Regions from separate parts of the Mus musculus genome. Here all the other regions are linked to region 5. The links are chromatin loops, found by intact Hi-C in ENCODE. Cell type or tissue: left cerebral cortex. All regions are shown on one strand. Region 1 holds the start of Nat14 (N-acetyltransferase 14). Region 2 holds the start of Ppp1r12c (protein phosphatase 1, regulatory subunit 12C). Region 3 overlaps Ttyh1 (tweety family member 1). Region 4 holds the start of Mboat7 (membrane bound O-acyltransferase domain containing 7). Region 5 holds the start of U2af2 (U2 small nuclear ribonucleoprotein auxiliary factor (U2AF) 2). Region 6 holds the start of Cnot3 (CCR4-NOT transcription complex, subunit 3).

Region 1 (5,000 bases), 140 kb before region 5:
AAGTGGTCGTCCCACTATCAGTACCATCTGCGACTTCACTCGGGTGAGCGGCCCTATGCCTGCACTGAGTGTGGCAAAGCCTTCCGTAACACTTCGTGCCTGCGGCGCCACCGGCATGTGCACACCGGTGAGCGGCCCCACTCATGTAGTGTGTGTGGCAAGAGCTTCGCACAGACGTCCAACTTGCGGCAGCACCAGCGGGTGCACACGGGCGAGCGCCCCTTCCGTTGCCCGCTCTGCCCCAAGACCTTCACACACTCCTCCAACCTGCTGCTGCACCAGCGCACTCATTCTGCCGAGCGCCCTTTTGCCTGCCCCATTTGTGGCCGTGGCTTTGTTATGGCTGCCTACCTGCAGCGGCATCTGAGGACGCACACCCCAGCCACCACAACTTCGGGCACCACCGGCTCTGCTGTAGCATCGCAGCCCCCTGCCCCATTGGCTGCAGCTCCAACTCCACTGGCTGCTCAAGATGTTCACGTACTCCCTAACCTACAGGCCACACTTTCACTTGAAGTAGCTGGGGGAACAGCCCAGCCTACGCCCCCAGGCCCGGCTGCTCCCAGTTCTCAAACATTTCTCCTGGTACAGACTGCCCAGGGCCTCCAGCTGATTCCAAGCAGTGTCCAATCCCCTACTCCTCCACCCCCGCCTCCACCCCCTAAAGTCATTCTGCTGCCTCCTGCCAGTGCTGGAGGTCCGGGCAGTGGTGCTGCAAGGCCAGGCCCTCGGTCTGTTGGGAAAGCTGGACAGGGGACAGGGGTGGTGTGGTTTCCAGGCCCAGGTGGTCTGGGGCTGCAAGGAGGGGCCAATGCAGGGGCTAGCGGGGGAGGGCAGAGCCTCATTGTTCTGCAGAATGTAGGGAGTGGGGAGACAGGACCACAGGAAGTGAGTGGGGTCCAGCTTCAGCCAGCACAGGAAGTGGCCACGGTACAACTACAGCCTGCACAGGAAGTGACTACAGTCCAGCTACAACCAGCACAGGAGGTGACTACGGTCCAGCTCCAGCCCCTGACAGGCCAAGTCTCCAATTCTAATGGAGGAGCTGGCACTACAGAAGCTCCAAACCTGCTGCTGGTTCAGAGTGGGGCAACTGAAGAGTTGCTGACCGGCCCTGGGCCCGGGGAAGTGGGAGACAGTGAGGCCGGTGCTGGTGTGGTCCAGGACGTCCTGTTTGAGACACTGCAGACAGATGAGGGGCTGCAGAGTGTGCTGGTGCTGAGTGGGGCGGATGGTGAGCAGACTAGGCTCTGCGTGCAGGAGGTGGAAACGCTTTCCCCCGGTCTGGCGGAGCCAGCGGCCACTGGCCCATCAGGACAGAAACTCCTTATCATTCGTAGCGCCCCAGCTACTGATCTGCTAGAAAATAGCAGCGTTGCAGGAGGCACCACAACACTGCAACTCCTGGCCCCGTCAGCACCTGGCCCGGTCTCTGCCCCTGTGGGGGTGCCCGTAGCTCCCCCGTCCCAGATGGTACAAGTGGTCCCCGCAGTGGCTGGACCAGGGGTCATGGCTCCCCAGAACTTGCCCTCCATCCAGATTGTGCAGACTCTTCCTGCAGTCCAACTGGTACACACGTTTTGAAGAGACCCCCTCCCCGCAATTAACTGTTCTCCTCAGCTGGGCTGGGGTCAGCCCCAGAGTCAGGGGGGCTGCTGGCTGGACTTGCTAATAAAGACCCAGAATCTCTTCCTGGTTTTGTTTTCATGGGGGAGGTATAGTCATGGGCATAGCCCCTGCTTCAGACCTGGAAGTCTTCATTCTTGCTTCCCGGATCTGAGGTGACTTGCTTTGTACTTGGAGGGCTAAATGCTTCTCCGGGGTGGGGTCCAGCTCCCCCATCCTTTAAACTGTTAAGGCTTTTACTGTGCTGGGGGTGGGAGGGCGGGTACACTTGCAGAGGACAGAGAGACAGTGGGAGTCAGTCATGTGGGTTTCCTTTTGGCAAGCTCTCTTACTCCCTGAGCTATTTCTCTGGTCCTTTCCCAACCTTTGTATGTATTCGTCTGTAGTTGTACTTATAGCAGGGAGGGTTAGGGATCAATTTCTGGATTTTCCACTTCTTTCCTATAAACCACCCTTACCTCACCTGAAAGGTAGGTAGAGGAATATTATTAATTCAAACGATACCCCAGGTGCCTCCGGGTTGAGAATAAGGTCTCAGCTGATGGGGATGCTTGATGCTACCCCTCATCCCTTCCCTCAAAGACCCAAGCGCCAATGAGATTAGGTTCACAAGCAACGCCTCCTCTTCCTGATGCTCAGGTCGCTTAGCAACGAAGGACCAGCAAGAAAGGAGCTGTGCTAATCCTCCCAGGCAGGCCGGGTAAGAAACCCTCTCTGTCCCCCACTCCCATCCCCCCTTCTCCAAGGTTCTCCCACTGGCCTCCAGCAGGTCACAGCTCTTCCCTCGTCCTCGCAGTTTCCTCCATTACTCCCAACCCCTGCCCCATAGTGGGGGAAGCTTGGCAACAGTTGCTAAGGTGCCGGTCTTGCCTCCAGTCGGGAGCGTGGACGTCACTTCCGGTGGTGACCCTCTCCTGCCCCTGCCCCCCTTCTCCCTTACTGTCAAGGGATTCGAGCAACCCCGTGGAGGTGCCTTTCAGGGCCCTGTTTCTGCTATGTGGGGTGGGACCACTTCAGGAGACCGGCTGCTGGAGTTTGGATAGGGGATGAGTTTACAGGCAGATCAATGAATGTCTTCTCCGGAGTGGGGGACGATTCGGGACGATTTTCAGAGCCCCACTGGGTATGGAGGCACCTGGCCTGCCACTGTGACAGTCTTCTTTGGCAATGCTCTAGGGTCCTTGGCGATCTGGGAAACACTGCGGCCCATCCCTCCCAGGGCTCTTAGAACTCAGGTGCCCACCTAACACCAACCTACTTGTTTTCAGCAGGTGTACAACGTCAGCTCCCTTGGGGAGGGGCCTGCCTGGGGGCTACCATGGCCCCTAACCACCTGTCAGTGCGGGAAATGAGGGAAGATGAGAAGCCCCTGGTGCTGGAGATGCTGAAGGTGAGAGGCCGGCAGGGGCACCAGTGAGCATGCGCAGCTTCTTAGGGCCATTCAAAGTGGGTTCCATCAGCCCCGCCCACCTGCCTGAGCTCCGGGGGTCCTGGGGGAGGGGATTTTCGCCTCAGCTGTTTTTAATTGGTCTCTTTTCTCTACTGCCTTCTCCCTACTTAAACCTCAGCTGCCATTTTTAAAAAAGCAATTGAAAGGGTGTAGGGGCTGGGTGTTCAGGTCTCTTGACCTCCATTCAGCCCCACTTACCAGTCCCAAAATGAGGGCTACTGAGACACACACACACCCCAGACCTTCCAGCGAAGAGCCCATGTCTTCACTTTGCCTATCCTGTTCAGTCTCCTTTGGTGCGTTACCTTAGCATGCCATCCGGACTCATGGGCCTCAGGTCCTAAATCAGTTCATTTCATTCGGGCAAACCGCATTCATTCGCTCAGCCCTTAACACCCAATGGGCCAGACTGGGACCACCCCATCCGCTGGCTTCTCTTCTCACTTGAGAAGAGAAATCCTTCCTCGGAAGTTCTTATGTGATGAATGGCTGAGCCTCTACTCCCACCCACAGGCTGGTGTAAAAGACACGGAAAACCGTGTGGCCCTCCACGCTCTGACACGACCTCCAGCCCTTCTCCTCCTGGCTGCAGCCAGCAGCGGACTGCGCTTCATCCTGGCCTCCTTCGCCCTGGCCCTCCTGCTGCCCGTGTTTCTGGCTGTAGCCGCTGTGAAGCTGGGTTTGCGAGCCCGATGGGGCTCTCTGCCTCCACCAGGCGGCCTGGGAGGGCCCTGGGTGGCTGTCCGTGGCTCCGGCGATGTGTGTGGAGTCCTGGCTCTGGCCCCTGGTGCCAACGTGGGGGATGGAGCCCGAGTCACCCGCCTCTCTGTCTCTCGATGGCACCGTCGCAGGGGCGTGGGCAGAAGGCTGCTGGCCTTTGCCGAGGCTCGAGCCCGAGCATGGGCTGGAAGTATGGGGGAGCCTCGGGCCCGGCTCGTGGTCCCAGTGGCTGTAGCCGCTTGGGGGGTGGCAGGGTTATTGGAGGCCTGTGGCTACCAGGCAGAGGGAGGCTGGGGCTGCATGGGCTATATGCTGGTTAGGGAATTCAGCAAAGACCTGTGATTAGAGACCATGCCCACTGGATAGATGGGCAGAGAACCAGCACCTAAAGAACACCTACTGTGTGCCAGGCACTTTACATCCCCCCCTCAGTGTCTACCTAGTCTGCTGGGCTGATAGTGAAGCACCGAGGTTGATGGACTTACATTCCCAGTGTGCCTGCCAGCTGCAATGAGGACTCTAAACTCAAGTAGAACAAATCCCTTCTTGGTCTTCTGGGACCACTAGAGGTCACCGTGTCCAGTCCTTTGCCTCACCCCCACTGCCCCAGTCTGTATGCACTGAAAAACGTCGGGTTCTGGGTCTACAAAGCCCCTGCTGCCTGTGTTTGAGGTCTGGAAGGGAGATTTGAGGAAAGAGAGAGAGAGAGAGAGAGAGAGAGAGAGAGAGAGAGAGAGAGAGAGAGAGAGAGAGAGAGAGAGACTAAAAGTTAGAGTCTGTGACAGGGAACTCCCAAAGGGGACAGATCTTCTGGGAGTGGGTGGGGCCAGGAGCACAGTGTCTCCAAGCCCATCTGGTTTTTTACACTGTTTGTTAATAAACCCTGAAACTTCTGTGTGCCTGTCTCCTGTCTGATGCATTTTCCAGCTGCTCTCTCCAGACTCCCTCCTTCTGTCTGGCTCCTCCTCTCCGAAGAAGTTGACATTAATTGCTAGGGAAGTGTGTGTGTTGGGGGGGGGGGGGGGGCGCTGGGAAGAGGAGAAGCAGTGAGCTCACAGCGGCAGCCAGTCTTTGCCAGGCCTTCTGAGTCATGCTCCCCATTACCAAAGTTTTCCCCCTCACAGCTGCCTGGTGTGTGTGTGTGTGTGTGTGTGTGTGTGTGTGTGTGTGTACCCCCTCCAGACCGAAGCCTTGACCCCTCAGT
Region 2 (5,000 bases), 560 kb before region 5:
TCCCAATCATCCAAGCCTCCTGCAAAGCCCTGAAGAGTGAGTTCACCAAGGTATCGCAGCGGTGGGAGGAGAGACCCACCTGGAAGGCTGCCTGACAGGCCAGGCCTGAGGTTACAGGTCCTGTCAGAGGAGGTGCTCTAGTGCCTCCAGCAGATGCAGAGGAGAGGGATGCAGTCAGAAGAGAAAGCTCAGAAGCCAGGGACTTGGGTGGTGCTAGAAGTCTGAACTGCTCTCCTGCACTGTTTAAAGATGCTGAGACCCTGAGAGGGGCCGCAGGGAAGTAGTGCCCTGCTGTATGTAAAGGAAAATGTCCCAGACAACACTGGGAACTCATTCCCAGGGTACACCGGCAGATCATGTAGGCCTCAAGGAGGAGCTTCCACATGACACTTCTCACCAGAGCTTCTAGGGACAGAGGTGACCACTGGTCCCATTCCACAAGTAAGAAAGCTAAAGGACACAGAGAAAGAACACTCAAGATAAAAGAGACAAAGAACAGACAGGCAAACAGACATTAAGTCAGTACTGATTGACTGGTTTTGTTTTTGTGACTACGTCTCATGTGGCCGAGAATGGCCTCAAACTCACTCTGTAGCTGAAGCTGACACTGAACCTCCAATCACCTTGCTTCCACTTTCCAAGCCCCTGGTTTCCTGAGCTCTAAGTACCCACTCTACCACCCAAGCTACATCGCAGCCCAGGACGGATGGATTCTGGGTGTTTTTTCTCTACCTGCAAGTGTGAAAATTGAACCTGTCAAATACCCTCGCTCTGTTTCCCATCTCCACAGGCAGCAGGCGTCCCTTCCAGGATCCCCTCTGTTCCCACCAGTAACTGAACTACGGGATCCTAGCAAGAAGAGAGGACAACCCAGGAGATGGAAGTTGCCATGAAAGAAGCTGCCCACCAGAAGACTGACATTGGACCAACACTGAGACCAGGAGGGAGAACTGGGATGTAGGCTCTTGTGTGACTTATCTTGTTCTCGGTCATCCTAACTGAATAAAAGCATCCTGAATCCAGAAGAACCCAAGCAACAACACAAGATGGTCCTGACTCTCGGGCACAGAGCACTGGAAAAAAATAATGTGTGGAATAGGTTCTAGAATCCTGGGAGGTGATAGGGTGGAAATCTAGGAGAGAGGGCACACTTTTTGAAGAAGGACGTTGGTTGCCTAAATAAAGTCTAGGAGATGAACCAACAATAGGTGAAGTGGCCATGTAATTCCAGAAATAAGAAGGGCAGAGAAGGGCCTGGCATGGTGGCGCACGCCTTTAATCCCTGCACTGGGGAGGCAGAGGCAGAGGCAGAGGCAGGCGGATTTCTTAGTTGGAGGCCAGTCTGGTCTACAGTGAGTTCCCAGCCAGGGCTATACAGAGAAACCCTGTCTCGAAAAAAAGAAGAAGAAGGAGGAGGAGGAGGAGGAGGAGGGCAGAGACATAAGGACCTGCATTTGAGGATGGCCTGGGCTACATAGCAAGACCTTGTCTAAAGGAAAAACAACAAAACAAAAGGAAAAGTGGTCCAGCTCCTCGAAGAGCAAATGCCTACAAGTTTCCAGGAAGGCAAACAATGTAAACAGAGAAAGAGAGTTGAGGAGAAACTTCTATAAGAGGTGACAAGCTCCCCAAATTGGGGGGGGGGGGGATGAATTGATAATGTAATTAAGGACATGGGATTGTAGGTAAGAGAAAAGATTAAAAAAAAAAAAAAAAGCAAAGGATGACGCGACAGAGGAAATGCCTTTTCAAGGAAACAACGTGGTACACTGTCCTGAGGCCACAACGTACAGCACAAGTCACGGGAAGAAGAGGAAGGCACAAACAGGATGGACCTTCAAAGAAGTGACACTGAAGGACCTGGGCCTAAAGAGGGTCAAGTCAGAGTGCAGGAGAACGAAACCACAGGCCTGGGTCAGGAAAGACTTCAGCACAGTCAAACAAGTACCAGCTAGGAAAGGAGGAACCCGGCCAGCATAGGCACGGAAGTAAGCGATGCTGCAAAAAATGCACGGGAGAGAGATGACAGCACGAATGACAGAGAAGAGGCGGCCACAGAGCAGGCGGGATCCTCAGCGATGGCACAGTCGAGGGGAGGTGGATCAGGGCCGAGGAGGGAGGATGCCCGAGTGGCGAAGACGCGGGGCGGGGGCGCTGACCTGGTGCAGGGCGCTGATGCCATCCGCGTTGGTGGAGTCGAGCACGGCACGGGCAGGCGGAGGGACGGCGGGGTCGGACGCAGCGCCGGAGCCGGGACCGGGATCCGCTGCGCGCAGCATCAGGCGAGCCTCGTCCAGATCGCCCCCCGCGCAGGCCGCCAGGAACTCAGCGGCGCGCTCGAAGCGGACCGTGCGGGCTCGCCGCTCCCCGGGGCCCGGGTCGGCGCCCGCCCGAGCCCCCCACTGCCGCAGCTGCTCCTGCCGCCGCTCACGGGCGGCCGCAGCAGCCGCCGCCGCCCCCGGGCCCGCTGCCGGACCATCCTCGCCGGACATCGCGCCGGCCGCTCGCCCGCCTACTAAGCGAGCGAGCGAGCACCGGGCGACGAACAGCCGCCACCCGCCCGCCCCGGGGGCCGCCGGGAACCGCCGCGCGACAAGCACCGCCCAGAAGCTCGCCCAGCCCCCGCTCGGTATATTGACGTCACGGCGCCGACCCAAAGCCCTCTGGGTAACCGAGTCCCGCCTGAGACTTGCGTAGCTATCGCTGGGGGCAAGGGCCTAAAAAGAAGCCCCTCGTAGCGAGCTGGGAAGTGGAGTTTCTCCCCATTGAGGAGCCTTGCATAACTTGAGCAGATAGGTTAGAGAATGAGGCAGCCGGCAGGCCGGCAGAAGTGCTGGGAAATGGGTTCTACAAGCGGAAGTCTTCGCTAGACTCGCTATATATCCTGAGGCACGTTTAGAAATCCGGAGCTGGAAGGGGTCGAACGAAAAACTCAAAAGGCACGCCCTCAATCCCAGCACTTGGGAGGCAGTGAGTTCGAGGCCAGTCTGGTCTGATCCTGGTCCTGAGTTCCAGGACAGCCAGAGCTACACAGAGAAACCCTCTCTCGAAAAAACAAGCAAAAAGAGAACTGCCTAAAGGAGGACATGTCCCTAGGGAGTGCTGGGAATCTGGGTAGAGCGGCCGGACAGGCTACTGGGGCATGCTGGGAAATGTAGTGTACTTTGTAAAGTGACTACCCCAAGGCGCATGGGAAATGATAGCGGATAGCGGATCCTGAGAGATAGAAATAAATTTTGCATACTTTTTACGATTTGTTTTGAGATAGGATGGCGCTCGAACTCATTAATAATGCCCTTGAACTTCTGATCTTCCTGTCTCCATCTCCTAATTGCTGGGATTACAGGAGTCTGTTTGTTTGTGTGTGTGTGTGTGTGGGGGGGGGGTTATTTTTGTTTTGAGACAGGGTCTCAGTATGTAGCCCTGCCTGGTTTGAAGCTCACTATGCAGACAGAATGGCCTCGAACTCACAAAACTCCGCCTCCTCCTGCCTCTGGAGTGATGAAATTAAAGGAGTGCCACCATGCCGTACTTGTTTTGGTTTTGAATCTGTCCCTCTCCCATCGGCTATAAGTAAACTCGATTTGTTTTCTTTGAGACCCTCTTAGTCCTAATGACTAGAACTAAGCCTGAGAGTAGGCAATAAAAAATATTTCGAATGAATGAATGAATGGGCTCCCTAAGGCATCAGGTAGACCAAGGGCCGACGGGAAATTGAGTTCTCAAACAAGATTAAAGCTTGTCACCGCCAAACTCATCTTTTAACATGGCGATAAAGTTCCCGAGCAAAGTTCAAGGAAATCAGATAACATAGGGCAAGCTGGGAAATGTAGTCTCAAGGCCACGCCTCCAAAGGGTTCAGCTCCAGACTTCCAAATATGTCTCAGAATGCAAGGTACCTAAGAAGTCAGTTTCCAGACCAAGAACGAGCCCACGTTTTCTAGTGGTAATAATTCCCTGAGCATACCAGAAAGAGGGCCCTCAAACATGACCAAAATAACCACATACTTTTCTTCAGCCCACCTGGGGCTGCAAAAGACACTAGGAATTATAATTCAGATTGTATCATGCTCTCTGGGCCTGATTTTGTTGTTCGGTTCTTTTTTTTCCTCCCCCCACCCCCTTTCGCTCCGGCCCTGCTCTCTCCAGCCCATAGGTTTTTTGTTTGTTTGTGTTTTGTTTTTGTTTTCTCATTAAGGAAGGTTGTGAGCCACTCAGTGGTTGCTGGGATTTGAACTCATGACCTCCGGAAGAGCAGCTAGTGCTCTTAACTGCTGAGCCACCCCCTGGCATGACTTTGTAAGTCTAAAATGTGATGTTCCACTAGGTTTGAAAGTTTTTCCAACAGATAAGAACACCTAATAAACACCTGATAAAAATAATGTGATATTTCACATTATCTCCCCTAAAAATCCAATTTGAGAAGGATAAAAAAAACATTTTGAAACAGGAACACAGACCTACCAAAGTCTTAACAGAAAGCTGTCAAAATTTGCATAGGGAAAACAAACGTTTTTCCTAAGGGGAACTAAAGCAGCCCACCCACTCCATAATCTTTGGATTTATGCAGAGAAATAAGCCATAAAAAGCTCGAGTCCTGGGAAACAATGGTCATAAATCCAAAAGGATAACCCTGATATGAGATACGTGAACCCTACCCCACACCACACACACACACACACACACACACACACACCCACCCTTCTTCCCCAAGGCAAGAAGTCCATCCTTGGGACCCACAAGGAAGGAGAGCACTGACCAAAAACTATGTTCCGGTTTTGAGTTCCTGAGCACAGCATTCGTGCACACCCTTCTAACCACTGAATGGGAGAGCAGCAAAACTGATGACTGCTAAGCCCTTGCTCCTGCCCCAGAACCACATGTCTTTTGCTAGTCGTTCTAGTCATTGTACATGTATGCTTACGTATGACAACACATGTGGGGGGCAGAGGGCAACTTGCAGAAGTTACTTCTTCCTTCCATGTGGGTTGTGGTCTAAT
Region 3 (5,000 bases), 930 kb before region 5:
AAGATGTCCAGCTACTGCATCAAGGCCTGGACACTGATAAAAACACACTGTGCTGATCAAGTATATGAATTGGTCTTCCAGTTTATAAGAGCTGTCAACCTCTCCTATCACTCCATGACTCAGAATTATTCCACCTGTCACAGCCCTGGATATAAGCCAAGCCAAGCTCTGAATTTCAGATATCAACTCCGTAGCAATCCCCACACTTTACAGCTTGGAGGTGGAGAGAGTGGAGAGAGACTAGCTAAATAAAATGGGCTGTGGATGGGCCTGGCAGCTGCCTCAGAACCTACTAGACCCTGTGCACTTAATTTCCAGGAAATTCAGCCCAGGCGTGGACAGCTGCTTCCTAGTCTCCAGGAACAGTTAGGATAGAGGCTAGTGACCTGGCAGCCGCGACCTTTTCCTTTTCCAACTGAACAGATGTTGTCTTTGACGTCAGTCAGTCATGGGCCATACCCCGCCCTTTACTCCTGTGCCTCTGACTCTAATCCTTTAGACTACAGAGGTTGGTGGGTATTGGGGAGGGCTGTGATTGGATATAGGGTGTAGAAAAAGGCAAAGCTGATCAAGTCCTGAGTTCAGCCGCCTCCCCCCTTCTAGGATGACTGCCATGAGTCTCCTGGTGCTTGTCCTGAGCTGGGGTTCTATGGGCCTAGAGGCTGCCACAGCTGTGGTGAGTATGGGGCTCTGGATTCAGGAGTTCTGATTCTGGGGTGAGTGTGATCTGATTAATGCCATACACACTAAGGTGGAGGGGGTCATGACCACAGTTCTGAGGTCTTAGCCTTAATTGCTGGATCCTGAGAGCAGAGGCTGGTGCCTAGACTCGCAGTCTGAGGAAAGCTGAAGTCTGGACCCCTGGGTCTGAGGGAGGAGGGTTAGGGCCTGGACTTCTGAGTTCTGTGGAAATATGAAATTGGACATTCTGATCTGACCCCTCCCTGCTTCCTTCATCAGGGCCTCAGTGACTTCTGCTCCAACCCAGACACCTATGTGCTGAACCTGACCCAGGAGGAGACAGGGCTCAGCTCAGGTGACCCCACAAATCCCTGATGCCTTCAGCACTCCCTCCTATCCCCCAAGGCCCAGTGTGTTGTAGGGTAGAGAGCAGCAGCATCTTCCAATCCAGGCAGGATGGGAAAGGGGCAAAATGCCTGTGGGTGTGATAGACACAGGGAAGTGGGCCCTGGGCCTCCGTGGTCACAGGGTTGGACTGGAGGACAACAAGGAAGCATAATTAGGTCAGCTGGACCTGCTTCCAGATATGGCTGAAGCAGAAGGGATGAACGTCTAGGGTGTGATATTGCCCACCTATAATCCCAGCAATTAGGAGGTTGAAGTGTGAGTTCATGGGCACTCTGGGTTATCTAGACCTGGTCACACCTTGTTCTGAAGCAAAACCAAACAAAAAACAAAAAACAAAACGAATGGAATTAAGGGTGTCCCTCCATTGGTAAAGTGCTTGTCAAAGCTGTAAGTTTGATCCCTAGCAACACATAAAGTTTGCCTTGTGCCCAGCACTCAGGAAGTAAGATCAGAAGCCTTCAAGGTCATCCATAGCTACATAGAGAATTCAAGGCAAATCTGGGATACATGAGACTGTCTCAAAACATCCTCCTCCTCAAGGAGAGGAGGAGGGATGGAAAGGAAAAGGGAGAGGGAAGAGGAGGACGGGAGAGAGGAGGGGAGAAAGGGAGGGAGGGAGGAGAGGAAGGAAGGGGAACAGAAGGAGGGAGAGAGAAAGGAACGAGGGGGAAGAGAGGGAGGAAAAGAAATGGATGGGAGAGTGGAATGTCCCCCGGGCTTTGGCCCTCCAGATTTGCCCAGGGAGAGCCTGGGTCCAGGGTTATAGCCTGCTCCTTTCTCTCCCTCCACTTCAGACATCCTCAGCTATTATTTCCTGTGCAACCAGGCGGTCTCCAACCCCTTCCAACAGGTTAGGAATGTGGGCAAAAGACATGGGTGTTGAGGAGATGGCTAATGTGGACTCTCAAGGGCGTATGCTGGGCTACCAGGGGCTCCAGGGTTCCATGGGGGGTGGAGGGTGCCAAGGCCACACCTTGACCCGAGTCCTCCTTTCTCTTATCTTCCTGCAGAGGCTGACGCTGTCCCAGCGTGCTCTAGCCAGCATCCACTCTCAGCTGCAGGGCCTGGAGCGGGAAGCTATCCCTCAATTTTCTGCTGCACAGGTTAGGTCAATGAACTGCACCAGCCTGAGAGGAAAAAGGGCCGAACCTGATGAACCTGTGGGATGCCGCCTCCACTCATGTAAAGGGGCAGATTGACTGAGTCAGATAGCCTTGTGGAGCTGGCCCTTCTCCAAGTAGGCGGGATTTCACGTTGTGTGCAAATCTATGGAAAGGGGTGAGGCAATAGAGCCGAGCTGGTCTCTGGGAGAGAGCCTACAGGAAGGGGTTGCAGCAAGAAAAATCCACATTTCTCTTGGTGCTGGGCCAACAGTGGAGGTGAGAGGCTCTAGGGTGTGACTAAGGGCTGGTCCCTTTGGGAAGTGGGGTCCTTGGGTTGAGGGGGGGGGGCTATTTTACTGGGTCGCATAAAGACTGGTTAACTGTGTCCTCTCCCACTACAGAAGCCCTTGTTATCCTTGGAGGAGACACTGAATGTGACAGAAAGAAGCTTCCACCAGTTGGTGGCGCTGCTGCACTGCCGCAGTCTGCACAAGGTAAGCTCTGGGTGTTTGCCAACCCTGTCTCTTTCTCCCCCTCCCCTTTGCTTTCTCTTCTCTTCCCCCTCCTCTCTTTCTCATACTCTCTCTCCCCCCTCCCGCCTTTGTCCCCCCCCCTCCCACCCCACCCCGTGTTCTTCATCTTCCACCCTCTCCTCTCGTAGAAAGCTGCTCAGCCTCTCAAGCCCTGGAATGAGAACCCAGGCAGCCCCCAGTTCCCTAGATTGAAAACTAGTCCAGATATCTCTTGCTATGAAAGGGGCAGGAAAAGGCGAGGGCGGCGGCAGGGCAGCCTGTGAGCCTACCGTGGGCTCAGCTGTGGTCTGTATGGCCCCGGGAGCAAGCCAGCATCTCTGACTGTTGTAAAGACTCTCACCCTTACAACACCGGGACTCCACCTGACCACTTTCCCTGGTTACATACCGTCTCCCACCATGATACTCTCCATGCACACAGGCTTTGCTATGATCCTGGCTCTACAGGATTCACTGGACACTGACCCCTCCATAACAAGATCAGTCAGTAGAGCATGAGACTCTTAATCTCAGGGTCGTGGGTTCGTGCCCCTATGTTGTGGGAAATATTAAAAAAATGAACCCACCACCCTTCCAGCCCTGCTGAACTGCCCTTCTATCTCCCTATCCTCACTTCCCACTGCATCGACTGCTCATACAGCCAACACTGCATCGGGCCCTAGCCCTTCTCACCTCTCACATGCATGCCCATCTTGCTCATTCCATCTGTCCAATAACAGCTGGTGATCCTTTCTGCACACAATCGGATCAGAGTCTTCATTTAAAACCCTTCCATGAGTCCCTCTCCACATGGATTAAAGCCGGGCTCGTGGCACTGACCTAGTAGGAACCTGTGTAGACAGCCTCGGCCTTGGTGTTTCTACTCCACATCAGGCCAACTACGTGCCTCTGACTAGAGCTGACCATCTGCCTGTCTCCTAGTGTTCTTCTCGCAAGGTCTCTGCTGGACAGTAGCCTAACATTTCCTGTCCTACAAGCTCTCACCTCTCCAAAGTGGCTGCCTGGGTCCCATGCATTGAAGGTTGCCAGTGCTGGTGGCATGCCCGGAGCAAAGGCAGATTAGTCCATCCTGGTAGAATATTGGCTGTGACACTTGGCATTCAGGTTACAGAGGTTCTGCTGGCCTCCAGAATGGTGGTCACAATAGCCGGTCCTTTCTGCATGTCTCTCCTATGGATGCCCAAACCTAAGTGTTATGTAAGCCAGCAATCTGTGGGACCCAGGGGGCATCTGACAATGTGTGGGGATGTGACTGTCACAAGTGCAGAAACAGATGCTGCTGGCATCCCCACCAGTCAATAGCACGTGGGTAGAACAAGGATAGGCAGGGTTGTTGCCAGTGGGAATGACAGCGTAGAGGCTTGCCCACTGAAGATGCTGGGAGAGCAGCTCTCTAGATGCTGAGTGGAGATGCTAGGCCACTTTGCATATGGGAGTGGGGAACTGAGATAAAATAGGAGTGGGTTGGAAGGCTGCAGCTCAGCAAAGGCACAAGCTGAACACATAGATGACTTTCCATGTTCAGAACAGCTCCCTGACAAGAGACTACACTTGCGCACAGAGAGTCTGGGTGACAGCCAGGTAAATGGATGGTTGGACCTGTGTATGAAGTGTACATGTGCATACCCTGAGCCTCCTCACCCTCTGCCTCAGGACTATGGCTCAGCACTCCGAGGCCTGTGTGAAGATGCCCTAGAGGGCCTACTGTTCCTGATGCTCTTTTCTCTCCTGTCTGCGGGGGCCCTAGCCACCACTCTGTGCAGCCTGCCCCGCGCCTGGGCCCTCTTCCCACCCAGGTCAGCAGGGGAGAGAGGGCAGGCTCCCCAGGGAGGGGACAGGAGGCAGTACCCAGGGCCACTGGTGGGGATGGGGCAGCCTCCTGACTCGTTTCCATCCTGCTTCTCTGCCACTCCCCACATCCCCATCACACTTCAGTGATGACTACGATGACACAGATGACGATGACCCTTTCAACCCTCAGGTATCCTGGTGTGAAGGGAGGAGGCCTGGGGCCTGAGCTCCTGGGTCTCTTGGAAGGGGAAATGAGTATTGCATTCTCGGGTCTGAGAAGAAGAGAAATGAGACTGGACCTCTGGGTCTGAGGTCCTAGGGGAACAGGGATGAGTCTTGGCCATGAGGGAGGAGGCTGGGGTCTGGAAGCCTGGGCCCGAGGGAGGAGAGAAGGGCCCCCACGTACACAACAGATTCTGAGTGTCTTTCCTGCCCTGGTTATCCTGCCAGGAATCCAAACGCTTTGTGCAGTGGCAGTCTTCCAT
Region 4 (5,000 bases), 1.4 Mb before region 5:
CCTTGGAGGACGGTTTGCTACAGACTCAAGAAGAGCATGTTAGCAAAACACACTGGGGAGGAAGATTCTAGGTGTGCCAAATGGCTTGTGATAGAGCACTCAGGTTATCTCCTTATCCTGCAATGAGTGGAGAGGTGAAGACTTGCTCCAGAGGATGTGGGAGGTGAACTCTGTCCCCAGGGAGAAATGAAGTCCCAAGCTTAGGGTTTGTGAAAGATAAAACTCCACAGCCCTCCCCCTACTATGAGAAAGTCTGGGAGGAGAAAGCAAGGAGGCTCCCCAGCTCCCAGGGAGACTAAAAGAAGTAGTGTTCGCCAAGTCTCACCTTCAGTGTCAACAGCAGCTGGACAGCATTGGTGAAGGGCGTGGGAGTGGGCAGGCCCAGCAGGCTGAGGGCTCGGAAGAAGAGGAGATAGGAGAAGGTCCAGGCAAGAGCCAGGGCATGGCAGGAGCTAGGACAGAGGTGGGAAGTCATAATGTTGGGTACAGGGACCTTAGCCTCTGTTTCCTTCTCCTGAGATACCCACCCCCGCCCCTGCCCACATTCAGACAGAGAAGAAGAGGTGAGAAGACTGGTGAGTAACAGAGACAGAAGAGGCACAGCCAGAGATAAGAAAAGAATGACCGGCATTAAGAGAAGCTTCTGGAAGAAGGAAGGCACTTCAGCCAGAGCTCAGCCTGACTGGACTATGGAAGTCAGTCTGCCACATGGATACTGAGGACTGGGGCAAAGACACAAGGTGGGAAGAAAGATGGCCAAGGCATAGCGACACACAGTAAGATTAAAGGAGAAGAAATAGAAGACTCGAAGAGGAAACAGACTGCTGCTTCTCTGCATCCTTCTTCCTTTCTCACCACCTAGTTCTCACCAGGGCTGGGCCTGAATGAGGGCCCAGGTTCCCAAGATGGTGATCAGAGAATGCAAACTGTGGGGGCCACAGGTGAATAAGGTGAGCCCCAGGCCCACAGCTGCTGCCCCCCATCTCTTCAGCCCAGGTCCTGAAAGGAAAAGGTAAAGTATAAGCCTAGAACCTTCGGGAGGGGTGATTCCCCACCCCAGCTCCCTCACCCTAATTTTCCACTAGACAAGGAACCTGACTCACCAGCTTTCTTAAAGAGGAAGCCAACAGGGATGGAGATAAGAAGGACCATTAGATATGTCCATTCTTCGGGTGTCATGGTCTGGGGGAGGAAGGACTCACAGTGAGAACCAGTATTCCAGTCCCTTCCTCTTTTGAAGACAGTAGAATCCCCTTTGAGAACCCAGGCCTCCAGCTCACTCCTCCTTCCAGGACCCAAGAATTAAGCCCCCACCCCACCCCTTTGCCAATGTTGAAATCAAAAGTACTTCTACTTCCATTTATGACCCACACCTTCCGGCCAGAAAAACAATCCTTCACAACACCCCTCTTCTCTGAGAGCCCAGGAATCTGTATCATCCTCACCCTCCTGAGTACATTGGAGCCCTTCTGGGTCCCCAATTTCCTCTGCGTCTTACAGGACCCAGTACTCCCACTCCCGCCCAGCTCGGAGAAGCCCAGCATTTAGCATCCTGTTTTCTAAGCTCTGAGCTCTGGGCTCCTCTTTAACCCGTACCTCGGAGAGAAGGCAATGACCCTGTACGATCTGCAAGCACCTTTCGTAGCCCAGCCCCGCGCAGCGAAGGCCAGCGTGTATCCGATTCTGCCTCGGCAGATCCACAGGCGGTTACGCCACCCAGCCCGGCCACGCTCTGGGCGCTGTCCCCGCACCCCGCCACCCTACGATCTTCGTGACGCCGCCATGCAACCCAACCTGGGCCCACCTGAACCGTCCGTGGGCCAGAAGACTGCGGAGCTCCTTTTCGAGGCCGCCTCGGCTCGCGCCACGCCTCCCCAGCTCAGCACGCCCCCGCACTGCCCGTTCTGGAGGGCGCCGGCAGGGCTGCGCGGTCCAGGCCCCGAGAGCCGCGGCTGTACGAGTTACAGCACCGCAAGAAAGGTACCCAGAACACCAGTCTGCCGCAAGATGCCTGTCGCGATCTTTCTAGGAGGTCCCCGGGCAAAGAGCTGCCAGTACGTGAAGGGGCGGGGTTTCGGGTCAGAGAGGCGGGGCCAAGATCTTCGAGTCCCGTTGAGACTTGAGGAGGAGGGACCTGGAGCTCAGAGACAGACTTTCAGCTTCGGATTCCTTCGGGCACACTCGGTCATTCAAGCCCTCGGCATGGAGTGCCACAGCTTCGGCTTACTTCGGGGATAGCCGAATTCCAAAGTCACGGCTCGGAATTAGATGCGTTTACAAACTCGGCCGGATGTAGGCGGGACCACACACTTCGGCTTGATTCGGAAATAATCGGGTCCAAAAGTCGTTGTGTAGTGTTAGGCGGGCTCAAGAACGCAGAACGAAGTAGGCGGGACCGCATGCTTCGGCTTACTTCGGAGATAGTCGGAATCAGCCGGGGTCCGAGAGTCAAAGAACCACGGGGTGTGGGCGGGATCGCATATTTGGACTTACTTCAGATAGCTGAATGCTTTTTCAGGTCACGGTCAAATGATATTGAGGGCAGCCGTTTTGGCCTAACTTTGGAAATAATCAGTAGACTTAACAGGCTGAGCTAATAGTCTTGAGGGAGGAAGGCGGAGCCACAGAAGACCGGAAAACGGCGAAGGGGCGGGGCCGACATGACTGGTGGATTTGGGGGCGAGGCCAGAGCAATGACCCTCAAGGTCCCATTTGTGCAGACCGGAGTGGCAGTGAGGGCTTTCTTGGCTTTTCCGCTTTGCTGACCTGACGGGATGACGGAGGACGCGCTACGTAGGGCCAGCTCCGCCTTAGCCGAGAGTTGGTGTTGGCTAGGGGTTGACTTATTGCCTCTGCCTGAGGACAGTACGACAGATTGAAAGGGAGCCACGACGCACACTGCACCTCGAGTGCGACTGTGGATTCAATCGTAATTGTGAACTCCTTAAATTGGGTAGGAAGTGGGCGGGGCCACAGCTGGAAGAACGATGGGATCTGGCTAGGGTCGAATGCTGAACCTTTTGCAACTTAGAGGGGGTGGCTGATTCTACTGAGCCGAGATCTCCCGCATGCGTTCGGGAATAGAGTCGAGATCTTCCGAAGGCTGAAACGCTTGCGTTCGGGTAGGCAGGACTCCCGATTGAGCCGAATTTAGGATGCTGGAACATCGAACAGCTGGCGCAAGACAGGACTGGGTTTCTTTTAAAGTCCGACTCAGAATAGGCGGGAAAGGCGAATCTGGGCACTTCGAAAGGGGAGGGGCTGGGCTCCAAGTATTTAGAAGAGGGTGTGGCTTGAGCAAACCACCCTACATTGAGGTTCTGAGATTTGACGGACGCATAAGAAGACACCCACTTTGCAAAAAGGGCGGTGCACCACTATGGCGGGAGGTCTCTCTGAGGGGACGAGAGATGGTGGTACGCTTTGGCAGAGAAGATGGTCACCTGGAGCTGAGGGGGAGCGGAACGGTGGGACCTGGGTGAGGGGCGTGGTCTTAACTGGTCCCTGGGTAGATCTTGGCTGGGGGGCGGGGGGGGGCAGGTGGCAACCCCAGCCCCGCCCCTTGGGGGGTGAGGGGCGGGGTCTTGCGCTGAGGGCGTGGAAGACTTCAGTCGGGTCGGTGGGGCTGTTTGGGTGACCGCGACGCACCCCCACTCCGCAGGAAGATGCTGGTGGTGGAGGTCGCAAATGGCCGCTCGCTGGTGTGGGGAGCCGAGGCCGTGCAGGCGCTGCGGGAGCGTCTGGGAGTCGGGGGACGCACGGTGGGCGCCCTGCCCCGCGGGCCCCGCCAGAACTCGCGCCTGGGCCTTCCGCTTCTGCTGCTGCCTGAAGAAGCCCGGCTCCTGGCCGAGATAGGCGCGGTGACCCTAGTCAGCGCCCCGCGCCCGGACCCCCGCAACCATGGCTTGGTAAGAAACGAAAGGCCCTGATAGTGGGAAGGCCTGGGAGGGCCTGTTGGAAGGTTGTAAACTGGTCAGAATTCCTGTCTTCCTAAGGGACTGCAGGATGTGTCTTGGGGTTCCAGTTAAGTTTACTTCTCAGGCCCTAGCATCGTTCAAACGCCAGCAAGAGCAGAGTTTCCAGGATCAGAACACTTTGGCAGCCGAGGCCCGGGAGACCCGGCGTCAGGAGCTTCTAGAGAAGATCGTAGAGGGCCAGGCTGCCAAGAAGCAGAAGCTGGAACAGGATTCAGGGGCAGATGAAGGAGGCCAAGAAGCCGGTGGAAGTGAGGCTACCCAAGGGAGTGAGACCAGTGATGATGGCCAGCCTTCTGCGGAGCAGGAGGGAGCAGGTGAGATTTTAGGATTTAGAGTTAAAATTTGGGGCAGGAGGGAGGGAAACTTTGGAGAATTTTAGTTGGATTTTTCTGGCGCTAAGGAGACCTTGTGGACTCAGTAAATTCTTTTTGCTCCCAGCCCCATCCCTAGATTCTTCATCTCCCCAACCAGGACCTTCAAATGGGGTGACTCCCTTGCCCAGATCAGCCCTGCTTATCCAGCTGGCCACTGCCAGGCCTCGGCCTGTAAAAGCTAAGCCTCTGGACTGGCGTGTGCAGTCCAAAGACTGGCCCCATGCTGGCCGTCCTGCCCACGAGCTGCGCTACAGCATCTACCGAGACCTGTGGGAGAGAGGTTTCTTCCTCAGCGCAGCAGGGAAGTTTGGTGGTGACTTCCTGGTCTATCCTGGTGAGTTTGGGGGGACTCTGGTGGCTGTACCTTTTCTAATGGTCTTTATTTGTTGTGCATTTTCTTTTTTTTGTCCCATTTCTTCTCCCAGGGGACCTAAAACAGGACAACAAATATGCCAGAATTCTCTTGAACTCATGGAGGGTAGTCTTGTCAAACACAGGTTCTCTTCCCGGAGCCAAAATTAGCTTGGAATTTGCTATACCTCACAGGTTAGCCTTGGAATTCGAGGTCTTCCTTCCTCTACCTCCCGAGTGCTGGAATTGCAGGCATGAGTCACAACACCTGGCTTAATGTAGGAACTTTTCATAAATA
Region 5 (5,000 bases):
TGGGTCTGCAGGAAGCCTCCTCGATATGAATGACAGAAACAACCGTTGGCGGACAAGTGAGGCACCTGGGGACCCTTTCTTTTCCCATCCTTGGTCTGACATTCTGGTTCCCTCTGTCCATGGGACAGCAATGGTTGGGGGTGGTCTATAAGGTTCAGGCCACTTCTGGGGTGACCTCTGCTGACCTCTCTGCAGTGAAGGACGAAGAGACCTTTGAGATCTCCATTCCCTTTGAAGAGGCACCCCACTTAGACTCACAAATCTTATACCGTCTGAGTCCGTCTCGGAGAAATGTTGAGGGTGAGCTGAGAAAGGGCATTGGAGGGACTGGAGTCAGGTGGGGTACTGCCTCACCCTGGGGCATGACCTCCGTCCCTGCTGTTCTTAGAGCCTCCAGAGGGCGCCTCCCCAACCCTGGCCCTGATGAGCAGTGTTAAGGCCCAGCTGCACATGGCACTGGAGAGGAACTCGTGGTTGCAGAAGCGCATTGAGGACCTGGAGGAGGAGAGGGACTTCTTGCGGTGTCAGCTGGACAAATTCATTTCCTCTGCCCGGATGGATGCAGGTGGGGGCACACAGTCCCCCAGGACCCGCAGAATTCAACACCCAATGTTGGTTGGACCTGATGGGGACTTGGCATCTTATCCTTCCACTAAGGCCCATGCCTATTTTAGGGCCTTCCCCAGCCATTTCCTTCTTGATTTCAAAGACTTCTCTCATTTCCTATCTTGTGATGAGACTGCCCTGTAACTCATCAGCCTCAAGCACTTGGCATAACTGTCTCCCAGAGTCTATATTTCCAGCCCAGGTTCCTCATCTTAGGGGAAATGTCCCTTTGTCAGTAGACCCATTGCAGTCTACTGGATTCCTCAGAGGGGCCCTGCCAGCACCCCAGGATTTCTGAATGATGCAGTCATCATCCATTAGAGGTACCCTGAAATACCAATCAGGGTTCTGTCTTCCCTCTACCCTGCTCTACATTATCATGCCTCATGTTTCTTATTCTTCAAAGGCTGTGGGGGTCCCAGTACCTCTGTCTCCTAAGCTTCACCTTAGGGTCCTGAGCGGATCCCACTCCCTTGTCTTGCTCTAATCTACAACTAGTAACAGCATGGTGGTGTCACCTCTTCTGACAGGCAGGGCCCTATCTCATTAACCTGTGTTGACTGCCATTCCCAGCACATTCCCCACTCAAGGCTGCCCTTTCCCAGAGCTTTAGCCCTGGTTTCTTGGAGTACTTAGCCTTTATTCAGGCCATAACCCTAACCTCTGTATCCAGCTGAGCTGCTGGCAGGCTTTCTCATTGCTAACCATGGCAAAAGCTCTAGTAAAGGGACCTAGCACTGGGATGGGGACATGCATACCCTCTCTTCCTATACTGAGAGCTCTATCCAGGGTGACTCCTATCTTTCCCTGGTATGACTGGGCAGAGTCTTGGTTTCAGTTCTCAGGAGTTCATCCTTCAGAAGATGCTGAGTCTGAGTTGGCTCCCTATCTAGGGGAAGGTAGTTAGCATTTCCCAGTACCCAAACTGAACCCTGACTTCTGTAGGAGTCTGATATCCAATCCTCCTACCCAGAGGCACTGTCTGCCTCTCGGATTTTGACTCTTCACTCTGGAGCTCCCCAGGATACATTTCCCCCACAGAAACTCTGCATAGTCACAGATTCTCATGAATTCCCTGGACCTGTTTCAGTCAAGTTCAGAGCCTAGAAAAATGCTCACACTATTCCCCGAATCCCAGCTGGCTCTATGGCATTCAGTGTAGCTAATGTCTCTACTTGGGGACTTCACCCTGCCCTCATTCCGAGGACTTGGCCTCCATGTCCATCTTTCCCCCCTCAGGGCAATTATAGGACATTGTGTCACAGTTCACTTTTGTCTCTCTTTAGAGGACTACTGCCGGATGAAGCCTGGACCTCGGAGGGTTGATGGGGACAGCAGGGCTGGGGTTGGAGAAGCCTCAGACCCCGAGTCGGCAGCCTCCTCCTTCAGCGGGGTTTCCGAAGACGGAAGTGCCAGTGAAAGGAAGAGGCAGAAGCAGAAGGGAAGTACTAGCCGGAAGCGATTTGGGAAGACCAAGGCTCGAGAGAGGCAGCGGGGTGAGTGGGGAGTGGGTACATGTGATGGGTGTGTTGAGGGGTTGTGTACCCAGAATCGCAGTGTGAGCTCTACAGTGATGCCCTAACTCTCCATATACAAAACAATCAGACTCAACTTCATCTCACAGCCCTTTTCGGTCCTGAGTTAATTTTAAATTTCGTTTTACACCAACCAGCAGATTTAGTCCTGTGTCATCAGAAAGGAGGTCTCTGGGCCCATCTCCTTTCTTCTGGTGTCCAGGCCTGCCTTCAATTTCCCTGGTCTACTTCTTGCTCAGGTCTTAACTGTTTTCCATCTTGTTATCCTTTCTCTTCCTGTATGGGGCTCCTCATGTGTCCCCACTTCCATGATTTCTTGCTTGCTTGTTTTCAAATCTGTGTGCCTTTCACCCCTTTTCCTCTTTATGCCTGCCTTCCTGTTTCTACCTGGGTTCCCCCATGTCTCCTTCCCTCATGAGTGTCTTTTCCAGTCCTCCTCTTTCTGTCCTCTTGGTCCTGCAGTGAAGGATGCTGATGGGGTCCTCTGCCGCTACAAGAAGATCCTGGGCACCTTCCAGAAGCTGAAGAGCATGTCCAGAGCCTTCGAGCACCACCGTGTGGACAGGAACACCGTGGCGCTGACCACGCCCATCGCAGAGCTACTCATTGTGGCTCCCGAAAAGCTGGCTGAGGTGGGAGAGTTCGATCCATCCAAGGAGCGCCTGCTAGAGTATTCCCGCCGCTGCTTCCTGGCACTGGACGACGAGACTCTCAAGAAGGTGCAGGCTCTCAAGAAGAGCAAGCTGCTCCTGCCCATCACCTACCGCTTCAAGCGGTGATGCCGCCGCCCCGCACGCCTCCCCCCCAGCAGATTGCTGGCTAGGTCGGCCTTCCCGGGGCACCGCCAGGGCTAGAAGCTGCCCTTCCTGAGCACTGGGCCCTGCTTCTCGGCCGCACACGCTAGGCACCCCGTCTCCATTTCACCCCGCAGGGGCTGCCAGCTAGGCCTCCTTAGCCAGGAGTAGCCCATCTGCATCCCATGCAAAGACAGAGTATTATTCTGAGAGTTTAAATTAAAGAGACATGAAAATTTTCAATAAACTGGGCCCCAGGTCTTACTAGGAAGGGAATATGCTGGGAAGGGGTGGCCGTCGCCACGGAGACTGGGACAGGAGCGCTCAGCCAGAAGCCTCTAGAGAGGTTGGGGAGGGTAGGGTGTAATTAGCCCCAGGAGGCAGAGGTGGGAAGCGGAGCAGTAGGAGAAACTGAGGTAAGACGACTTTAAGAAGGCAGCGCCTGGGGCATTGATTCAATGAACGTTTAGCTGAGCCAGCCCGGAGGAGGTACCGGGGCGCTGGGTAGACTCTTTTCCGCCTGCCCGCCAGGGGTCAGGAGATCTCTCGGAGGTGTCACATTCGGCGCTTGCGCAGCAGGAGCAGGGGCGGACAATTTAACGCGATTGCCTTGGCAACCGGGAGAGAGCAGTCAGGTTTAACCGTCTTGAAGTTAGTGCCTTGGGGGCTGAGGTTGGCGGTGGGGGAAGGGGTGTGTGGGAGGAGATCGGGCGCACGCGCAATGTGGATTTAGAATGGCGGATCCTCCGGAGCGCTGAGAAAAACGTGCCCTAGACCGCTACGCAGGCGCAGAAACCCCTCTCCAATCACCGTGCGCAGGCGTCCCAAGCTGAGCTAACAACCTCCGCAGCGGCCTCGAACACCCTTTGTCGCACTGGCTGCTACTGTCCCACACACTTTCTCTGGCCTTCCGCGAGGTCAGTTTTTTCAGTTTTCTCCTAGAGAGCTAGGGACCGAAAGCTGAGACCCCGCCCCCTCCCCCGTAGCTATCTGGCCCACCTCCCATCAGTCCTCCCTCCCTTTTCGGGTCTTTAAGCCGAAAGGAGCCGAAGCAAGAGCGGAAAGAGCCGAACTTCCCTCCTGGGCGTGAGACCTTCCCGAAGCAGTGGCGGAAGGGACCGATATTCTCCGGAAGGGGCGGAGTGACCCTGTGGCGCCTCCGGAAAGAGCCGAAGACTAGAATCGGGCTTAATCTCTAGAGGGGCGGTGAGCGAGCGCTGGAAACCTTCGGAAAGAGCCGAAGGCCCGGACGGTTAGGATTGTTGGAAGTGACTGACCGCTTGGACAGGGTCGGCGAGGGGTGGGACGGATTTCCAGAGGAGGCCAGAGACAGACGGTTTGAGTTGTAGGAAAATCCGTGTCTTTAGAGGGGGCTGGTGTCGGGGAACGCGAAGACTCGCGGAATCCTCCGAACGTTGAAACGCTAGTTTCCGAAAAGTTACCGAAACTCGGGCAGCCGGCATAATCCTCGCTTCGGGTGATTTTGACGGCGACCGCCGCCTTCCGACTGCTCCGTCCGAGAACAGCCGACAGGCTTCGGAGCCGAGCTCGGGGAAGTTCCGGGGGGGGGCGGGTCGGGCGGGACGAGGGGGTGGAGCCTGGGAGGGGCGGGGCTTGGGGCTTGATTAGGTAGGCGACGGAGTGCCGGCGGGGGCCGGAAGTAGCCGAAGCCAGCGGCGGAAGTAGCCGGAGCGGGCGGGCGGCAAGGCGAGGCGAGAGCTGCACAGGGCCCTACGCGGCCGCCTAAGCATGTCGGACTTCGACGAGTTCGAGCGGCAGCTCAACGAGAATAAACAAGGTGAGGGCGCCGGGGTTGTGGGGTGGCTTCTTGCTTCGCCCTGTGCCCCCCCGCCATTTCCCTCTCTTGTTCGCTTCCCTAGGGCCGCACGCTACCCCCCCACCCCCCCGTCCGTGCCGCGCGCGCCGAGCTCACGTGACCTCCTCTCGGCGCTGAGGGAAGGGGTGGCGGGCGAGGCTCAGGGCGCGTGCGCGCCGCAATAGCCCGCGCCCACGTGGTCTCGGCGGAGGCGGCGCGTTTTGTTAAGTAGATGCCTTGAGAGCGCGC
Region 6 (5,000 bases), 1.4 Mb before region 5:
GTATTTAAGCCTGTAATCCTACTTACTCAGGAGACTTTTGAGGCAGAAGGGTTGGAAGTACTTAGGCTACACAGTTGAGTTCAAGGTCAGCCTAGGCTGTAGGAAAAAGCCAGTGTCCAAAAAAGAAAGGAAGGAAGAAAGCAAGCAAGCAAGCTAGGGAGATCTGGCAAGATAGCACTGTTGGTAAAGTGTATTTCATAAAAACATGGGAACCTTGGAAGGCAGAAGCAGGCAGATCTCTGAGTCTAAAGACAGCCTGGTGTACAGAGTAAGTTCCAGGACATTGAGGGCTACACAGAGAAACCCTGTCTTGAAAAACCCCAAAACCAAAATAAAGCCAAAACAACAGCATAAAACCATGAGTTCAATACTTGGCACCCATATAAAGGCAAGGAGTTGGTAGCATGTATTTGCCATTCCAATGCTGACAAGGTGGACACAGGTATGTATGGTCCTGATGAGTGGCCTATCTAAAACAAAGCAAAACAACCTCAAAAACAGCAACAACAAAAAATGAGCTGCTGAGATTGACTTGGCCTTCATAAGCACATGCATGTGCACCTGCACACAGTACATTCATATGCATATGCACACATTCATATGCATATACACACACAAAATGTTAGGGGGAGTTGACTAAAGAGATGGCTGCTCCTCAAGAGGACCTGGGTTTGATTCCCAGCACCCACGTCAGCCTACAATGGTCTATAGCTCTAGCCCCAGAGAATGACATCCTTTTCTTATCTCCTTGGGCACCAGGTGCACATGTGGTGTAGACACGCATAAGCTAAACACCTATACGTACACAATCAAAGTTTTTAAAGGGCCAGCAATACAGTTCAAACCGGGGTGCCTGCCTAGCAGTGTCAAGGCCATGTCTCAAACATTTTAAAAGGGCTTTGCGGTGTGGTGGCACTCACTCACTCCCAGCGTTACCAGGCAGAGACCAGATTTCTGTGAGTTCTCTGGCGAACCTAGTCTACACAGTGACTTCCAGTTCCTTAAAAGGTCGAAGAAGCAGCCACATGGTGGTAAGCACATACCTGAAATCCAGTACTTGAGAAATGGAAGCAGGAAGACTTGAAGTTCAAGGTCATTCTCTGCTGCAAAGCTCTAGGTCCAATCCAGCCTGTCCTATGTGAAATCTGTCAAAAAGGAGAGGCAAGAATCGACTGGAAATAGCTCAATAGTAGTCTTCCTCCCTAGCATGTTAAGCCTTGGTTTCAAATCTCTCTACTGGAAAGAAAAACAGGAATTTCCATGGATCATTTCAGGGAAAGAATAACTAGTTTCCAACTCTAGCTGTTGATGTAATTGTTCTAGCATAAGTCTTAAGTATCTGGATTCTACCTCCACCAACTCCCCCGGTGATTCTAAAGTGCAGCTCAGCCCGAGAATCATAACTGTTTTTAAGGCCATTAGTATATCCTGGGAGCTTGTTAGAAAAAGCAGAATTGGGGACCGCCTAGATAAGAAGGAAGCTGCATCTTAATAATTTGGCAGGGATTCCTGATAGAGCTAGAAGCAGTTCCCCATTCTTGGGCCCGCATGAAATAGCAAAACTGAATGAATAACAAACTCGAGAGAGTGTAGAAGCTGTTTAAAAAATCTGGACAAACACTGGTCCCTAGGTTTCACCTTCTTAAGTCTATGTGACCCTAAGAATATGCATCTAAAAATTACATAAATGTGTGAGCTTAAGTGCACCAGCAGATGCCAGCTGAAAGAGTCAGATCTGGAACTGAAGTTACAAGCATGCAAGCCACCCTGTGGGAACTGGTCCTCTGCAGGAAAATGTTCTTAACTGCTGAGCCATCTTTCCAGCCGAAGAATATGCCTTTTTATAAGCCATTTTTTCTCTCTTGCTTCATGCCATTCTGATGCGGTGAAATGCACGTGCACGTTCTCTTCAAGTGTGGATTTATCTTCTTTTCCTCCACATAGTAGGCAGAGATAGATCGAGTTTCCCCAATTCATGAAAACGTGGTGCTCACGTTTGCAACCTAGTCAGCAAAGGGCTATGGAGTGCTTCATGGGTACTAAACAACGAGAAATCCAGAGAGTGAGACTCAAGTATGTGTAAAAACGGCAGGAATCAAACAAAATTAAACCAGAGGCTCACCTAAGCACTCGGCAAGGGTGGTCGGAGAAGTTTACTCCTTAAGAAGCATAGCAGAACTCTAGTGAGTAGTCATTACAGATGTAACCGAGGTAGGGCAAAGCGCAGTTTCCTCTACAGCTGGAGTCCTTGCAACTCCAGGGAAGGTCCCAGTCTGCTAACTTAACCAGAGAAACGTCAGTCCCACGCCTTGTGTTTCTCAGTCGCTTCTGCAATGTTCCTGATTCCTTCTTTCTTTCTTTCATCCTTTAGAAAGCACTGAGTTTTAGAGATATACCAAGCAAACGCGCTTGGGGAATAACTACGAGGATCAGATAACAGCCTAGACAGGCAAAGGAAGGATGCTCCGACAACCACACCTGTCGGCAGGTTAATAGCTACCCTATTGGCTAACCGAGGGAAGGGGCGGGGTGTTTGTCTAGCTCCTCCCCTTAGGGCTGGCGGCTCTTTTGATTGGTAGATGACTTGGGTTTACTATCCCCAACCCTCTGGCACCTCTCCGTCTCCCACTAGATAAGCTTCCTTTAACACTCACACGCTATGCTTTTTGTCGTTTTCCTCTACCCACATTCATAGCTAACCAATGAGTTCAGGGTAGAATACACCTCGCAACCAATTACAGCTGCCTTTAAACTTGACGAGTAACTTCCCGCCCCTCACCCTGACTCCTCCCCGCTGCCAATTGATTTAGGGTAAGGGGGCGGACACATCCAATCAGCACGACACAGGCTTCCTGATTGACACCCAGGTCCTCGCGCTGGCGTGTTGTGCTCCGAGGAGGGGAGGAGGAGGAGGAGCTGGGAAGAAATACCCGAGCCAATCCAAGCAAGCTGAGCGGGAGGCCAATCGAACGCCGCGCCTTGCCGAGATCAGCCAATCATAATGAAGAGGTTGGCCTCATTCTCGCTAGGAACCAATGGGGCGCGCCTAACGGCGCAGAGCGACGTACTGCGGGAGCAATGACGGACCTATATTCGGGGCTCGGGGGCGGGCCGGCGCCAGAGAGGAGAAGAGAGGAGGGGAGGCCTCCGCCGCCGCCATCTTGGACCGGGCCCGTTCAGCTTCCGTGGAGCCGTCGGCAGCCGCTGCCGGGCCTTTCCTTGATCCCTGAATCCCCTACTCGGTCGTCTAGAACAATCCCGGGCCCACTTCCTCTATCAACAACCCAACCCTACTTCCGGCTTTCGCGCCCTCTTATCGCGATAGCGCCCGGGCTCGGGGCGCGAGGAAAGAGGAAAAAAAAAAAAAAAAAAGGCGGCGGGCGGGCGCTCGCCTCTCTCTCCCCCCTCCTCGCCTGTCGCGATACGCTCCGCAGCGGCGGCGCCAGCTCCTGCGGTGAGCGTCAGGTTCGACTGGGCCGGACCCCTTTCCCTCTTCCCTCAGCTCCATCGGCCGACTTCTTGCTCCGCGACCCTGCTGCCTGTCGCGACACGGCCTCAGCTCCCGCCGGGCCCAAGCCGCGCGCTCGGGCCCAGCTTCGGCTCGGGCGGGCGGGGACCCTCTCCTCTCTCTGTCCTCCCGCGTCCGGACTCCCGCGTGGCAGAGCGCCGGCCCCGGGTGCGAGGTGCCCGTCCTCCTCCGCGTCTGGCTGGGCTTGGAGCGGTGGGCGCGCTGCGGGCCGCGGAGGGGTCTTTCTGCTCTGGGCGCGGGGCCCACTCCTGCAGTCATGCCTTCCCCGGGAGCTCCATTCGGGAGCGTTGCCTCAGTGCACCCGAAAGCTCCAGCTTGTTGGTGTCTTGATAGGGGGAAGCCTCTTTGGAAGAGATGGATCTTGTGGAGGAAAAAGTCCCCAAGACCCGAGGGTGCAGTTAACGTTGTGAGTTGGAGCCTAAGCCAAAGTTTCCACCTAGTCCTTACAGCTCTAGCAGTGAAGTCTCCTAGAGGTCCCTTTCCACCAATCTTCTTTTTAAGGAAGCATGGGGTTTGTGAGTGTGTGTGTGTGTGTGTGTGTGTGTGTGTGTGTGTTTTGTTTTAACACTCCCTCCCCAAACCTTGGATTCAGGACTGTACCGTATTGCTCACTTCCTGGCTTCACATCTTTTGCATCTTTGAGGTGGGGTATCAGTGGACTCTAGCTTTGGGGATGCAGGCTCCACTACGATGCACGGTCTGCCTCGGTGGGTGAAGCTTCCTAAGTGGTTAGGTATTGCTGTGTGTGGTGAGGACCGCTTAGCTTTTCTTTCTAGATCTGGGTCGGTGGAATGCGAGCTCCCATGCTTTCAGTTGTTGGTGCTCTTCTGTTGGGACAGTTGAAGCACTTCTAAACAGCTGTATCTCGGTTCCGGGACTGTCATCCCTCTTAGGATTAGCTTTCTGTTCTTTTGGCTAGGGGCTTCCTCACCGTCTCCCTTCCCCGGTCATCACCTGGACTGCCATCTCTCTGTATTTCCATTCTCATCTGCCCAGCCTATGTGGATATGTGATCTTTTATAATTGAAATCCACTGGGTGAAAGCGTTTCAGAGGTAGAATGGTCCATCTCACCCAACTGGCACCCTGTAGGACTGCTAGCTCTCCTCACCGGAGTCTTCTGCTGTGTAAGGGGTAGCCTTTCTCCCTGCAGTTGTGTTGTCTTTGTCGGGTAGGTGTTGTCACCTGCCAGGTAAAGTCCCTGCCTTCTTTGCTATTGGCATCATCCCCTTTCTTGCGTTTGAGATGGCCACACCACCTATGTACCCAGTGTGAGGCTAGGATACTCTTGGGTGTGGGTGCCCCTGGCTAGTGTGACTCCTCCTTTGTGGTTTTTCTGTGAAGTTATGGTTTCTTGTTCTGTGTCTGAGACCTGGGTGAGAGACCACTGTGGTCACTTTGCTTGGGACTAAAGAGCATAAGGGGTGACTTTTCAAGGTGTCAGTTTCTCCTTACCTTGGTTTTTGGGCCTC

What was found. A loop is a pair of places that touch in the nucleus more often than their neighbours do. Peaks named below come from ENCODE experiments on the same cell type or tissue, not always from the same donor. Only the 100,000 strongest peaks of a DNase experiment are listed, where the experiment ranks them.
Region 1: a loop joins it to region 5, with 3 times the contacts of the local background. A loop is called at or near these places in 2 of 42 quality-filtered maps.
Region 2: a loop joins it to region 5, with 4 times the contacts of the local background. A loop is called at or near these places in 2 of 42 quality-filtered maps.
Region 3: a loop joins it to region 5, with 2.8 times the contacts of the local background. A loop is called at or near these places in 7 of 42 quality-filtered maps.
Region 4: it touches region 5 in a loop (5-fold over the local background); 3 of 42 quality-filtered maps call a loop at or near these places.
Region 6: a loop joins it to region 5, with 2.1 times the contacts of the local background. A loop is called at or near these places in 2 of 42 quality-filtered maps.

What each region holds. Positions count from the first base shown.
Region 1 is chr7:4,920,314-4,925,313 of GRCm38, forward strand. It overlaps Zfp628 (zinc finger protein 628), which reads left to right. Exons shown (of 3, transcript NM_170759.2): 3 at 1-1,690. The coding sequence ends at 1,584. Nat14 (N-acetyltransferase 14) reads left to right here and starts at 2,273. Exons shown (of 3, transcript NM_001358881.1): 1 at 2,273-2,326; 2 at 2,895-3,016; 3 at 3,590-4,693. The coding sequence starts at 2,945. The coding sequence ends at 4,138. It also overlaps a transcript of Ssc5d not described here. In left cerebral cortex, CTCF peaks have their summits at 3,029 and 3,782; DNase peaks (open chromatin) are centred at 2,011, 2,294, 2,485, 2,990 and 2 more places; H3K4me3 peaks cover 2,886 bases; H3K27ac peaks cover 3,789 bases.
Region 2 is chr7:4,499,107-4,504,106 of GRCm38, forward strand. Ppp1r12c (protein phosphatase 1, regulatory subunit 12C) reads right to left here and starts at 2,574. Exons shown (of 22, transcript NM_029834.3): 1 at 2,160-2,574. The coding sequence starts at 2,492. In left cerebral cortex, no CTCF peak of the experiment used is centred here; DNase peaks (open chromatin) are centred at 2,059, 2,688, 3,098 and 3,766; H3K4me3 peaks cover 2,709 bases; H3K27ac peaks cover 1,800 bases.
Region 3 is chr7:4,128,698-4,133,697 of GRCm38, forward strand. Ttyh1 (tweety family member 1) reads left to right here. Exons shown (of 14, transcript NM_021324.6): 6 at 604-676; 7 at 961-1,036; 8 at 1,884-1,939; 9 at 2,100-2,192; 10 at 2,594-2,686; 11 at 4,378-4,520; 12 at 4,660-4,705; 13 at 4,966-5,000. D030047H15Rik (RIKEN cDNA D030047H15 gene) reads right to left here. Exons shown (of 3, transcript NR_033548.1): 2 at 3,709-3,894. Among named protein-coding and RNA genes, the nearest start is that of D030047H15Rik, 5.7 kb to the right of the region's middle. In left cerebral cortex, a CTCF peak has its summit at 2,643 (motif pointing right); DNase peaks (open chromatin) are centred at 2,363, 2,645 and 4,077; H3K27ac peaks cover 4,681 bases.
Region 4 is chr7:3,690,937-3,695,936 of GRCm38, forward strand. Mboat7 (membrane bound O-acyltransferase domain containing 7) reads right to left here and starts at 2,050. Exons shown (of 8, transcript NM_029934.4): 1 at 1,805-2,050; 2 at 1,104-1,182; 3 at 870-999; 4 at 326-452. The coding sequence starts at 1,179. It overlaps Tsen34 (tRNA splicing endonuclease subunit 34), which reads left to right and starts at 2,674. Exons shown (of 5, transcript NM_001164204.1): 1 at 2,674-2,953; 2 at 3,662-3,908; 3 at 4,042-4,291; 4 at 4,416-4,685. The coding sequence starts at 3,666. In left cerebral cortex, a CTCF peak has its summit at 1,905; DNase peaks (open chromatin) are centred at 367, 964, 2,241, 2,711 and 2 more places; H3K4me3 peaks cover 4,056 bases; H3K27ac peaks cover 3,542 bases.
Region 5 is chr7:5,057,604-5,062,603 of GRCm38, forward strand. It overlaps Ccdc106 (coiled-coil domain containing 106), which reads left to right. Exons shown (of 5, transcript NM_146178.2): 1 at 1-56; 2 at 196-300; 3 at 389-565; 4 at 1,893-2,102; 5 at 2,604-3,182. The coding sequence starts at 26. The coding sequence ends at 2,920. It overlaps U2af2 (U2 small nuclear ribonucleoprotein auxiliary factor (U2AF) 2), which reads left to right and starts at 4,540. Exons shown (of 12, transcript NM_133671.3): 1 at 4,540-4,733. The coding sequence starts at 4,685. In left cerebral cortex, CTCF peaks have their summits at 380 (motif pointing right), 2,704 and 3,470; DNase peaks (open chromatin) are centred at 378, 2,714, 3,622, 4,029 and 2 more places; H3K4me3 peaks cover 2,930 bases; H3K27ac peaks cover 4,557 bases.
Region 6 is chr7:3,642,131-3,647,130 of GRCm38, forward strand. It overlaps Prpf31 (pre-mRNA processing factor 31), which reads left to right. Exons shown (of 14, transcript NM_027328.4): 14 at 1-355. It overlaps Cnot3 (CCR4-NOT transcription complex, subunit 3), which reads left to right and starts at 3,139. Exons shown (of 18, transcript NM_146176.3): 1 at 3,139-3,454. It overlaps Gm15927 (a long non-coding RNA gene), which reads right to left and starts at 2,215. Exons shown (of 6, transcript XR_003946711.1): 1 at 2,123-2,215; 2 at 1,684-2,039; 3 at 1,044-1,145. In left cerebral cortex, no CTCF peak of the experiment used is centred here; DNase peaks (open chromatin) are centred at 2,612, 2,926, 3,745 and 4,118; H3K4me3 peaks cover 2,889 bases; H3K27ac peaks cover 889 bases.